Regions from separate parts of the Homo sapiens genome. Here region 1 is linked to region 2. Evidence: chromatin loops called from intact Hi-C (ENCODE). Cell type or tissue: heart right ventricle. All regions are shown on one strand. Links, peaks and the distances in the headings refer to the core of each region. The heading gives the core; the rest is flanking DNA. Region 1 overlaps SGMS1 (sphingomyelin synthase 1). Region 2 overlaps SGMS1 (sphingomyelin synthase 1).

Region 1 (6,885 bases), core at 1,080-5,079, 150 kb before region 2:
CTTTTCTTCTTCCTGTTATGTGTCAAGATAGCACAAGTAACCCACAAACGCCACACTTTATTTATGTTCCTACTGGGCCCTTATCATAGTCTGTTCTCACTCTAGTTCTTAGCGGACACGTCTAGGGAGAGGCAGCGTATCAAGTGGCTAGGTGCCTAAGACTCTGAAACTAGATAGCCAGGAGCTGAATCTCAGCTCTGCCAATTACAGGCTGTGCAACCGAGAGCAAGTTATATTTTCTCTCTGTGCCTCAGTTTCTCATCTGTAAATTAGGGATAATAAGTAATACTTTAAAGGGTTGTCTTGAGGTTTAAAAGAGTAAATATATATGTTTACAAGTGTGTGCATGAACACATACACACATGTTGCTTGCAGCACTGCCTGGCATATGGGGAATATTCCACAAGTGTTGGTGATTAACAATAAGGTGATGATGTCCTTTGAGCAATGCTATGGGCTGCACCATTTTCATTTTGACTTTCCCCACAGAGGCCTACCCCACTGCTCCATGCTTGATGGGCACACCGTCAATGTCTACTTACGGAGTGGATGGCTGTGGATGAGCTGCATGGTTGAATACATGGCCAGTTCTTTTTCTTTTCTTTCTTTCTTTTTTTTTTTTTTTTTTTTTTTTTTGAGACAGAGTCTCACTCTGTCACCCAGCTGGAGTGCAGTGGCGATATCTCGGCTCACTGCAACCTCCACCTCACAGGTTCAAGCGATTCTCCTGCCTCAGCCTCCCAAGTAGCTGGGACTACAGGCACATGCCACCATGCCCAGCTAATTTTTGTATTTTTAGTAGAGACAGGGTTTCACCATGTTGGCCAGGATGGTCTCGATCTCTTGACCTCGTGATCCACCTGCCATGGCCTCCCAGAGTGCTATGATTACAGGCGTGAGCCACCGTGCCCGGCCAGCCAGTTCTTTTTCATCTTGAAGTTATATTACTCTCATTGACCTAAACACCCTCTCTTGCCTTTAACAGAATCAGGGATTGAATAACAGGAAGAAGTTGACCCAAGTAAAGTTAAAATTATTTGGCAGTAATAATAGCTAACATTTATGAAGTGCTTGCTACATGATAGGCACAGGGTAAATAAGATTAACTAAACTGAATCCTTTCTCAAACCTCATAAAGCAGTTATTATCCTATTTTGTAAGTGTAAGTTTAATTTGCATTGGTCTTATCCCTGTAGTCAAGAGGTTGTGCATTGAAACAGGGAGATTGTGTGTCTGTATGGTTTAGCTCTGTGTCCACACCCAAATCTCGTGTTGATTTGTAATCCCCATGTGTCAGGGGAGGGACCTGGTGGGAGATGATTGGATCATGGGGGCAGATATCCCCCATGCTGTTCTCATGATAGTGAGTTCTCATGACATCTGATGGTTTGAAAAGTGTGGCACTTCCCCCACCGACCACCCCCTCCTGCTGCCATTAGAAGAAGGTGCTTGCTTCCCTTTCGCCTTCTGCCGTGATTGTAAGTTTCCTGAGGCCTTCCAGTCATGCTTCCTGTTAAGCTTGTGGAACTGTGAGTCAGTTAAACCTCTTTTCTTCATAAATTACCTAGTCTCAGGTAGTTTTCTTAGCACTTTGAGAACAGACTAATACACACGTGAATCCCACAGCACTAGCAGAGCTGGGCTTCCCCTCAGGCCTCCCTGAGTGACTTTTGGCCTGTAGCGAAGCACTCAATAAATGGTTGTATTATTGATTATTATCGCAACTTCTGAGGCAAAAATCACATATTCTACAGGAATACCAATTTGAGAGTTCTACGTTTTAATAATTAACATAGCAACCTTTGTCATGGGTGTACAAACTATAGACTCCTTAGTTAAAATGTCTTGCTTTGGAGAAAGTCATTGTCTTAAAGCTGAAATTCTTATGCTTTAGGCTAAAGTTGTTTTCACTGCTCTGTCTTTGGTGGAAATGGAAAAATGCTATCCATTGCTCATAGCAGAGTAGTGCTTAAAATGATGGTAAGTGGTAGAGTCTCCCTTGTTTTCCCTAGACAAAACTTTCTCTGGGAATTTCGTACCTCAAATTATGTTTCAGTGATTTTTACTTTTCTACTTTTGATTCTTTTCTGTTTTTCAATTTTCCCAAGAAGTGTAGAGCCCAGCATTGATAACTTTGACTTTGCTTGATTTTTATTTTGAAGTGAGGTTAACATCTTCCAGTCAAGGTCCAAGAGACCAAGCATCTTGGTCTCTACCAGTGAAGAAGGGTAACCTGCTTGAGTGATGCCTGTACTGAAATATTGATCCTCTCTGCCTTGCTCTTCATGAGGCTGTCTGGGTGGCATTTGGAAGGAGCACATCATCAGCATTCCTGTTCATGCCTCCTTTACACCCACCTTCACAATCTAGAGCCAGAAACGGGCATATTGGATCTGCGGCACACAGGGCTTAGATGGGGTACAACAGAATTTTTCCTATTCACTAATCTTCACTCATTCAATTTGTGTAGGAGCCAACATGTAACTCCAATAGAGGATGCTATTTGTTACCCAGTATAAGAACTTCTTGAGGATGGAATTGATTTAATTATTCAAATATTCCAGATTCTTTCCTCTGAGAGCTCTTCTTAATCTTTGATTTAATGCTTTTTCTCTAATCCCTAGTAAGAAAATTCTTTCCTATTTCCACCGCTTCTTTTAAACATTATTTTGCTTGAGCCATGTGTATATTACTTGATTCTTAGAAATTGCTGATCACCCTGTCTTGGTAAAATATTTTGGTCTTTATTATGGGCATATCGTTGATGTTAGTTTATAGGTCTCTTTTTGCACCCTCTTCTGAAGGATTCTGATGAGTTACTCTCATCTTATTTTTACCCTTTCAGTGTTGTCATAGGGTCACCATTGACATTCTGGGCCTTTTGCCTGGAAGTACCTATTATGCTGTTAATTTTTCAACTAACTATGTTTCATGCTGTTTGTAATGAAAAGCCTATGAGCTCTGTGGCTCCAGCACTCCCCAGCTGCGTGACATTGGGACGCTGTGTAGTCTTTCTTCATGTTTGCTCATCTGTAAATGGGCTGATAATAATAAATATCACCTACTTTACAGACTTAGTAGTAGCACTAAATAAGATCATACATGTTAAGTGCCCATCCATGCTTAGCATATCAAAAGCACTCAGTGAAGTTTATTTATTATAAAGGTGAGCATAGGGCTGGGGCACTAACCCAGCTTTGAATGGTTAGCATGAAAAAATTTTCACAGTCAAGAGAAGAAAGGAGGAAAAGGGTATTTCATGAAGGGGAATAGCTACAAGTTTTTCACTAGTGATGGAGCATAAAGTGTTAGGAGACGAAATGGTAAGGGGGACTGGGAGCAGTTCATGGAGGTCTTGTTTTATCAAGCCCAGAGGCTCAGACTGCATTTCTGGGAAATGGGTTGCACAGAAGAATTTGTACCTCATTAGGGTGCTGGACACATGCAGACTTGAGGAAACAGAATTCAACAAGATCTACAGGAGACATTGTGATCTGTGAAAAGACTGTTCTAAGAGCCCCAAGAATATTAGGAATGCCTGGACAGTGAGGGGTACAAAAGGACAATAAAGCATTTTGTTTACATCAGATGCTCACTTTTAAGATCTAGGGGACCTGAAGTAGAACCAAAGAAAGGTATAACTTGTCATGCATTGATTCCTTTTGAGAAAATGAATTAGATGAGCTGAAATGTGGATTTCTAATATGAAGAAATTCTGCCCAAGAAGTAGCAAGAGGGTGTCCCACATTTCAGTCTGCAAACTGTGTTTGGAATGCTGCGTGTGTGTGTGCGCATGTGCACACGTGTGCCTTGAGCACAAATCTACTGGCTTGTGCAGGGAAAGACTTGTTCTCCATTTTCCTGTGATTACAAAATCATCTTTTCTCACAGTATTTGATAAAATATTATTCTTCTTTGCTAATATTGATTAGCTTTGTATCTGGGGTTGCAAGTTTTATTTTTGACTGTTTATTTTCTAATTATTTTCTCAACAGTGGTTATAAGTAGACATGGAAATACACCAGAAAATGATTTATATGAAAAGGATTCTTTTCTCCATCCCTAAGAATATGCACATAAACAAGAGAAATTAAGAAGAGCAACTAACTTTCATTACTTAGGGTAGGCTCTACTGTTTTGTTATGCCAGTAGGAGGAAGAGTTATGGAAATAAATGTAAATGCATGTTAGGGTGATAGCCAGCTGGCTATCTGAAGTGAGCTTTTTGGAAGAAACAGGGACATTTCCTTGTCATTTGTTTGCAATTGCCCCACTAATAGAGAACATTTTTCTTGCTACAGTGTTGTGCTTAAGGTAAGCACATACATTTGTAAGAAACAGATTGTTAGAAAGTGAGTTTCTTTGAAATCTTTAAGTAAAGAGCATTTATTATACATTGAAAGTATTTGAGTCTTAACCCTTCCCAGTAGAGCAGACCTGTCTTCCTCAATCATCATTTACTATTAAAGGCATAAAGAGAAAAAGAGAGAAGTAATGGGTGCTGGTCTTGCCTCCTAAGGTAAACAACTAGAAAAAAGGACTACTATCTATGAGGCTGTGGTTTTCAGGCAGTGAACAGCAGGCATCCGGAACTGTGATCCTTGAGAGAAGAGAATCACAAGAGGGGGACTCACATTTGCCCTGGTTTCCTGCTTGAACACTTTCCCCGCTGTGATATAGGGAGGTGAACCCTAGCAGAGCATGGTGGTCTCATAGCATTGAGAAAGCAGAGACTGGAGTTTAAGGCTGCTGAAGTGGCTGAGATTTGTATGGCAGGGTACTGGAGAGGAGGGAGCTACTTGAGGGGTGAGGCCCTGCAGAGAGCAGCTGCTACTAGGCTAAGAACAGAATGGCGGTACCAGAGGTCATGTATTACTGAGAAAGATTGGGTTTCTGGCCTAGCCAAGGTGAAGAGACCTTGCTGAATACCTTAGCCATTCTACCGAGACATCACATAGCCATTCTGTTGAGACATCACATCCTAGGAATAAAGACCATCCATACCTTACAGTAAGGGCCATAAGCTTGGACTAAGGACATAAGTGAAATAGACTCATCTTAACCAAGTGTAAAATGAAGCTTGGCAGGATCAAGAGGACCCACCAGTAATTTAGCTGCCACCAGAGCCAAACTGAACACCCTCCAATTGTTTACCTTATAATGGAAAGAAGCATGCAAAGTAACAGGGGATTGTGACTCATATTCAAAATAATAATCAATAGGTATGAACAATGACTATAAAAGTGGGTAATACCAGATTTTGGTCTCTAACAGCATTCTCCTTGGAAAGGAACCAGTGCTTTTTGGAGAATTGACAGGATCCAGGTTAGAGACAGGGTAGATACAAGATGAGCCCATAACATTTTTTTTTTAATATCAGAAAGTAAGGGAATAAAAGTAAGAAAATATTTTTAAAAGATGGAGTATGTCACAGGGATAAAGGAGCCAGCTTGAAGGGCTTCCCACTGGCTAAGTCTGAGACAGCTGGAGCACCAAAATACTTAAGTACAAGGATAAATTATAAGTCACTGAAAAAATAGGACTTCATGTATCTCAGGTGATCATAAATAGATATATTGGTAAACAATGTATAATGCTGAGTAATGAATGGTAATATGGAGGGATTGCTGGAGTTGGAAAAGTCAGCATGTTGCAGCCATCACAGTATAAAGTTTTTATCAGGCAGACATCACTAATGGATACTAAATCTAGGGGGAAATTTTGATGAGGGACAAGATATTTACATGGTCTTAAAGTGTCTTCCCACAGATTACTTGTTAGCTGCAAGGGAAAAAGTAGTAATTTTTCATTGGAAAAGTTGGACAACACCTTGGCTGGGTGATCAAAATTAGCATAACCAAGCTGGGGCAGATAGACTTTTTGTGCCTTTAGATGTGATATCCAGAGAAGAAAATATCACTTTTGTAGTTTTCTGAGAATGCAGAAAACTACACGATTATTCTGAACTGAATCCTCAGGAATCACCTGAGGAAATGTCATGAAAGTCAAAATAGAGATGTTCTATTAATATAAAAAGGGGGAGAGGCTATATTCTTCTAAAGTGTCAGTATCATAAAAGACAAAGGAAAGCTGGTGTGGTTCAGGTGAAAGGAAGCTGAAAAGTAATGGCAGCTAAATGCAGTATCTGACCCTGGACTGGATCTGAATTGGAGGAAAGAGAAATACTATAAAGGACATTATTAGGTTAACTGAATATGGCAGTAGATTAAACTATTATATAACTTTTAAATTTACTAAGGCTGATAGCTATATTGTGGTTATGTAAGAGAATATTCTTATTCTTAGGAAATAAATTCTGAAGTATTTAGAGGTAAAATGCTGTGTTGTATTGCACTTATCTCCTTAAGGCTCAGAAAAAAAGTCAAATGAATGAATGGACAGTGAGTGAATGGTTAAATAAATGTTGATAATAAGTGAATCTGGGTAAAAAGTACCTGGATACTTTTGTACTATTATTATTCTACAACTCTTCTGTAAGCTTGAAATTATTTCCAAATACAAAAATTTAAAGGCCAGTTATGGTAGTTCATACCTGTAATCCCAGCACTTTGGAAGGCTGAGGTGGGAAGATCACTTGAGTCCAAGATTTCGAGACCCAGCACATAGCAAGACCCCATCTCTACTAAAAAAAAAATCAACTGGGCATGGTGGCATGCACCAGAAGGCCTAGCTGTTTGGGAGGCTGAGGTGGGAGGATTGCTTCAGCCCATGGGCTGCAGTGAGCCATGATTATGCCACTGCACTCAGCCTGAGACTCTGTCTCAAAGAAAAAAAAAAAGAAAATAAAACAAAAAATCCCAGCAAGTATAACTATGATTTAAAGAGAAAAGTAGAGTATGCAGAAAAGATAAGGTGTTTCTTAACT
Region 2 (6,885 bases), core at 939-4,938:
AGGTCCCCCAAATCTCAACCCATTGCAGTTCAAGATAGAGTCCAAAATCTCATTAGCTGAGAAGTATGGCGTACCAGAAAAGAAGTGACTACTGTAATAAAAGGCATACATCTAAAGATTAGAAGACATGATGAAAACATCTTCCATCAGTGCTATAGTTTGAATGTTTGTCCCCTCCAAAATTCTTGTTGAAAGATAATTCCCAGTGTAACAGTATTGAGAGATGGGCCCTCTAAGAAGTGATTGAGTTATGAGGACTCTGCCCTTATGAATGGAGTAACCCATTCATTAATTAATAGATTAATGGGTGAATGGGTTATCATGGGAGTGGGTTAGTTATCATGAAAGTGGATCCGTTATAAAAGCCAGTTTGGCTCTCTCTTGTGAGTCATCTCACCCTGAGATGCCTTCTGACATGTTTTGATGCAGCATGAGGCCCTCACCGGAAACCAACCAGATGTAGCTGCCTGAGCTTGGACTTCCCAGTTTCCAGAATCATGAACCAAAATAAACTTTTTTTCTTTGTTAACTACCTAGTCTCAGATATTCTGTTCTAGCAACAGAAAACAGGCTAAGACAATCAGCAAGTAGAATGTATCAGAACATTTCCAGGGAGACTGTTGCAAGAAGTTCTTAAACTGATAATTCCTTACTGCCTTTCTTAGTCTAATGTTGTGCTCACTCTGGATATGAGTAACCTTTTTTCATGGAAATTGTTTCTGTAGAGCTGCCCATCTTAAAAAATGCCCATTGACATTATTCACAATAGCAAAGACTTGGAACCAACCCAAATGTCCATCAGTGATAGACTGGATTAAGAAAATGTGGCACATATACACCATGGAATACTATGCAGCCACAAGAAAAGATGAGTTCATGTCCTTTGTAGGGACATGGATGAAGCTGGAAACCATCATTCTCAGCAAACTATCGCAAGGCCAAAAAACCAAACACCGCATGTTCTCACTCATAGGTGGGAATTGAACAATGAGAACACTTGAACACAGGAAGGGGAACATCACACACTGGGGCCTATCGTGGGGTTGGGGGAGCAGGGAGGGATAGCATTAGGAGAAATACCTAATGTAAATGATGAGTTAATGGGTGCAGCACACCAACATGGCACGTGTATACATATGTAACAAATCTGCACGTTGTGCACATGTACCCTAGAACTTAAAGTATAATTTAAAAAAAATGCTCATTGATAGAATCTGGGGGAATCTCTTTAAAGAATCAGTTGCCCTATCTAACTCAGCCGGGAGGTCGAGGGACTCTCTGGTTCCTAATTGTAAGAAGATGTCTGTTAAGGTGAAACCAGCAAGAGTAAGGCACATCTTTAGGGACTGGTGACAGGTAATTCACTTCAAAACAAAAATCCTGTATTTCTGTTTGTGGTCTTTTGTGCATTTTAGTGTATATCCTCTATCCCCACACCACAGCGAACATACCCCCCTCTGAAGACATGGCTTGTGGTACATTGTTAACTGCCATGTGAAAGTGCTTTCACCTCTTAAAAACAAATTTGTTTTGCATTTCTTGGATTTTGCCCAGCAAATCTACCTTTTAATTAGAAGAAATAAAAGCATGAGACCAAACCTTTGACTTATAAGAGTAAAAAAGTAAAAATAAACAAATGCCGGCTGCAGTAGTACTCACTTGTAGTCTTAGCTACTCCGGAGGCTGAGGCAGGAGAATTGCTTGAATCCAGGAGTTTGAGTCTAGCCTGGACATCATAGTGAGACCCCATCTCTTAAAAAAATGTGAGGAAAACTAGTTAGGGAAAAAAGGGTTATTTTTATTTTCATATCATTCTAAGTCTTTACATACATCTTGTATGCTTTGCTGTTTTGAGGTCTGTACACTTCCACATGTGATCAAATAATTTAATCTGGGCACACTAGTGTTTGCCTTCTGCCATCTATACTACTTCCGATCTTTCACGTCTGTGTGGAACTTCAGCCAGGCTGTGAAGCTACAAGGACAAGCCCTTCTCAATCTGATACCACCTGACTCCTCTCTCTTCCATTCTGTCTTGAAAGAAATGTGTCCCACTCTGCAAAACAGCTTGTCCCCTGATCATTTCTCCCATGGTGGCCAAACCCTCCTTCTCAAGATTTGTGCCTTGGCCAACTAATAAATTACAGTGCTCTCACCCCCTGTCTTTATTTGAATCCACTCCAGTTGATAGCTATCATGAGCCATGCCTGCTACAAGGTAATGCCTGACTCTTAAAAATTCCTCCTCTCTACATCAAGTTTGATGCCTTCTGTGTTCTCAACCATGACCCATTTTACAAATCCATGTGCTCAATGTTCTGTGACTAGACTAACAAGCACCAGTCACACCCTTAAATCTTTTTGTCTCTTAGGTTGTTCTAGCCCAGAAATCTCTACCTTGTCTGCCTTCCCACCTCTTATGTTGTAGTCATCACCAGTCCCTCAAGACAGCCACCAAACCTGTTCTCCTTTCAAGCTCCAGGAAATTACCTAATCCCACTTCCTTACTTCTTTCTGCTTGGTTGCCCAGGCTCCCTAACCTAACCTGTGGTCACAGTTTTTTTAATAGTCTTGACCACAGCCCTAGAATTTCTTGTTCCCTCTGTCCTGAGTTCTGCAAATTCTGTTATCCCCATCCTCAATCCTAGATTATCTTACTTTTCACCTGCCTCGGGCTGCGAAGGCATTAAACAAGTAAAATACAGAGTATGAAAGGTTGTGGTCAAGGGACATTCAGTTGATATTAAGGATATTTGAACAGAGGCTTGAAGTAGGCAAAGGAGTGAGCTATGAGGATATCTGGGGAAGAATATTCCAGAAGAAGGGCCCTCAAGTGCAAAGACTCAGGTAGAGCATAGTAGGCATATTAGAGAAACAGTGGCCAGAGTGGTTGAAGTGAGAATGGGCAAGTGGGGAGAGGCTGGATGAGTGAGGATTCTTAAGAGGAGGGAAGAGGATGAGGTCAGGAAGGTAGCAGGAACCAGATCACTTGGGACCTTATGGAGCCTAGTAAGAAAGAGGTTTGGTTTTTTTACTTGGAGTGAGATCCAGCACAAAGGGTTTTGAGCATAGAAGTGATTTTAAAGAGGCAAGGGTAGAAACAGACCACACAGTGTTAGAGGTGATTGGTTTCTGGATATATTTGGAAGATAAAGCTGATAGGATTGCTCTAATAGATTAGATAATGGGGGTGGGGGTGGGGGGAGCACAGATTGGAGAGAGTGCACTCTCATATGTACTCACCAGCTGGGAGTCTTTGCCAGAGCAAATGACAGAATGGAATTGCAATTTACTAAGCTGAAGAAGGCATGCAGGAGGAGTTGGCTTGGAGGAGAAGAGCAGGAATTTGGTTTTGGACGTTTTAACCTAGTTAGGCAGCAACCATGGTGTATGTTTCTTTGTGGTTCACTGAATGCCCAGGACAATGCTTTGTGCATAGTAGGTGCTTAGTAAATGTTTGATTTTATTTTGATTCAGTGATTTGGCTTTTGTAAATATATATTAATATAATCAGTCATTAGCTGCTTAGTGCTGGCCTGCTTTGTGCCAAAGAGAAAAGCTCATTAGGTTTATAAATAGAAGATAAATTTCAGCTGTGTCTTCAGTGCAATTGATGTGGCTATGCCTTTGCCAGAGTGCTTTCATAATCTGTTCTCTGAATGCTGATCAAATTCTTATAATGAACAGGATGTCTATATAATGTGTACTTAGCTTCTTAATATTATGTGGATAGTTTGACTCCTCTACCATAGGAGTAGCACATGGTCAAGATGTGGAATAGATACCTATGGGACTGCTAATGGTTATTTTATGGTAAGAAAGTAGTTTCCAGAAATAATTTTAGAAGCCATTGTTGGGTATTTCTAGGTGCTAGATTTTTACCTCTTGTACTGACAGAATCTTTTTCTCCCAATGTGGTATTAATACATAATTGCCGCTCTTAGTCATTTTTCCAGTTTTTATCTTTATGACTGACGTTTTGTTCTTTTACAAATTAAATCCGTATTTTTCCTTGTTCCTTATTTGTCTTTTATACTGAAGTAACCTGTGACATTTGAAAGTTAAATTGTTTGATCTTACAGTTTACATCTTTAGATCATTTGACAAAATCTTGAAAAGCTTTTAATGAGCCATGCCACTGTCTCAGGTTATGATCACATAATGCTCTCATCATATATGAAACTGACTTTTCATCAAATGGTTTGGGTATTAATGCATCCAGAATTTTGAAAAATTGAACATTCCATGATCAGGGCGTTAAGACAACTTAGGACAGTGATGCCTGCAGTTCTATTTTAGTGCGTAGGACCTGTTTGGGAAGGAATAATTAAGGACATGCCATCCTGATACTGTGTTGCTCAGATGTGCCTGTATTATCTTATTATTCCTACCAGTGTCTCAGTTGCTCATACAAATTAATGAACAACTCATCTGTAAAGGATGTGGAAATTATCATACTTTCAAAAGCTTTTGGGAAACATCTATAAGGGCCTGTGTTTAGGTTGTATTTCCTATGATGATACCCTTAGAAATCTGATTAAATATACTGCTGAGGAGGATTTTGATAGCTTTGAAAAGAATGAAGGCTAAATTTTATGTGGAAGATGGCTATATATACAATCTGAAGAAAAAAGTCAACTATTTTATCATTGTACAAATGTGAAATAATGTTTTGAATATTTTTTTTATATTATAGCATTGACTTTGGATTTAAGTTTCCTTTTCTTATAGCAAAGAATAAAAAAATTAGGAACCTCTCTGGACCTTCTCTTAAGGTTGACTGATTCCCTTTATATATTTAAGAAATTTTTTACCAAGGCCAGTAGGGCTCACTGATTTTTTCTCCTCCTTGAGCAAATCTCAAAAAGAAATGGTATGATTAAAGGAGGTATATACTTTCCCATGTAAAAATCTTAGCTGTGTGTGTTTTTTGTTTTTTTTTGAGACAGAGTCTTGCTCTGTCACCCGGGCTGGAGTGCAGTGGCATGATCTGGGCTCACTGCAAGCTCCACCTCCTGGGTTCACGCCTTTCTCCTGCCTCAGCCTCCGAGTAGCTGGGACTACAGGCGTCTGCCACCATACCCGGCTAATTTTTTATATTTTTCGTAGAGATGGCGTTTCACCATGTTAGCCAGGATGGTCTTGATCTCCTGACCTCGTGATCCACCCTCCCCGGCCTCCCAAAGTGCTGGGATTACAGGCGTGAGCCACCGTGTGCCCGGCCTATTAGCTGTGTTTTTTAAGAGATTACTTATTTTTAAAAATTAATTTTCTTTGATGAAATCTCCAGTTTATAGGTTTGTTCTTTTTTATATTTGGGGAAAAGTAAGTTTTAAGGAAGTTAATATAATAGGTCTCATACTGTGAAGAATCTAGATTTAATAAGTATGTTATGATCAAACGTAGTTGGCCACCTTCTTTCTCTAGTATTCGCTTTTTGTTGTTCATGAAACGTATTTATATTGACTGCCTAGCATGTGCCGGGCACCGTGCTAGCTCCTGGGAATACAATAATGAAAAATACAACCAAGGGACCTTCCCTTATGGAGCTTTGATTCTGGTAAGGCAGAAAGACATTCAGCAAGTAAGATTATATAGATAAGAGTGCGGTGGTTTGAATGTGTTCCCCAGAGTTCACGTGTTGGAAACTTAATCCTGAATGCAATGTGTTCTGAGGTGTGACCTTTAAGAAGTGGTTCAAACAGGAGGGCTCTTCCTTCATGAATGGATTAATGCCATTATCACAGGAATGGTTCCCTTATATAAAAGGATGAGCTCACCCCCTCTTTGCCCTTTTGCCTTCCACCATGGGATGACGTAGCAAGAGGGCCCTCACTAGATGCCAGTCCCTTGAGATTGAACTTCCTAGCCTTCAATTCTGTTACAGCAGCACAGAATGTACTAAGTCAGAGAGGATGCTCAGAGAAGGCTTATTTGAAGAGACGACATGGGAGTGGAGGCCTGAATATTGACTGGAAGCCCATCATGTGAAACATAGGGTGGAGGTGTTCTAGGTGGAGACAATAGCATGTTCAAAGTCTGTGAGGTAGGAACTACAAGTAGTCCAAAGTAATTGAAGTATAGTGTGCAGTTGTAGAACTCCACCATACAAAGGCAGGAATGGTCTTGTACAATATGAAATAATGAAGTGTGGGTTTTATTTTAAGAACAGTGGGAAGTTACTGCAATAATTCAAAGATGAGAATTACACAGTTTTAAAAGTTCTCTTGCTGCCTTGTGCAGTTTGGGTTTGGATGGGATAGGGTGTGTACGGGAGCAGTATTGAGGAAGCTTTGGCAGTAATTCTGATGAAATGTAATGCCACCTGAACCATGGTGGTTACAATGGAAAGGAGAGTCATGCGTGGCATAACGACATTTTGGTCAATGACAAATTATCTGTACAATGGTGGTCCCAAATGATTATAACACAGATGAAAAAACCTATATAGCCTACTGGTGTAATAGCTGTCCTAACATCCTAGTGCAACACATTACTCACATTTGTGATGATGCTGGTCTAAACAAACCTACTGCACTGCCATCCGTATAAAAGCATAGCATATATAATTATGTACCTTACATAACACTTGATAATGATAGTATTTGGCTCTGTTAATGGTTTATGTATTTGCTATGGTGTACCTTTTATCATTATTTTAGAATGTGCTCCTTCTACTTATGTATTTTAAAAAGTTAACTATAAAGCAAGTCCTTCAGGAGGAATTCCGGAAGGCATCATTATCACAGGAGATGACAGCTTCATGCATGTTATTGCCCCGAAGACCTTCTGGTGGGACAAGATGTGGAAGGTGGAAAACAGTAATATTGATGATCCTGACCCTGTGCAGGCCTAGGCTAATGTGTATGTTTGTGTCTTTTTTTTT

Evidence for each region. Hi-C counts contacts between places; a loop is a spot of excess contacts. Peaks named below come from ENCODE experiments on the same cell type or tissue, not always from the same donor. Only the 100,000 strongest peaks of a DNase experiment are listed, where the experiment ranks them.
Region 1: it touches region 2 in a loop (2.3-fold over the local background); 1 of 110 quality-filtered maps calls a loop at or near these places.

Annotation. Positions count from the first base shown.
Region 1 is chr10:50,520,815-50,527,699 of GRCh38, reverse strand. The region is part of intron 2 of SGMS1 (sphingomyelin synthase 1); the gene reads left to right. Among named protein-coding and RNA genes, the nearest start is that of SGMS1, 100 kb to the left of the region's middle. In heart right ventricle, for the core only: no CTCF peak of the experiment used is centred there; no DNase peak of the experiment used is centred there.
Region 2 is chr10:50,370,749-50,377,633 of GRCh38, reverse strand. All of the region lies in intron 6 of SGMS1 (sphingomyelin synthase 1), which reads left to right. Among named protein-coding and RNA genes, the nearest start is that of ASAH2, 120 kb to the right of the region's middle. In heart right ventricle, for the core only: no CTCF peak of the experiment used is centred there; no DNase peak of the experiment used is centred there; H3K27ac peaks cover 2,802 bases.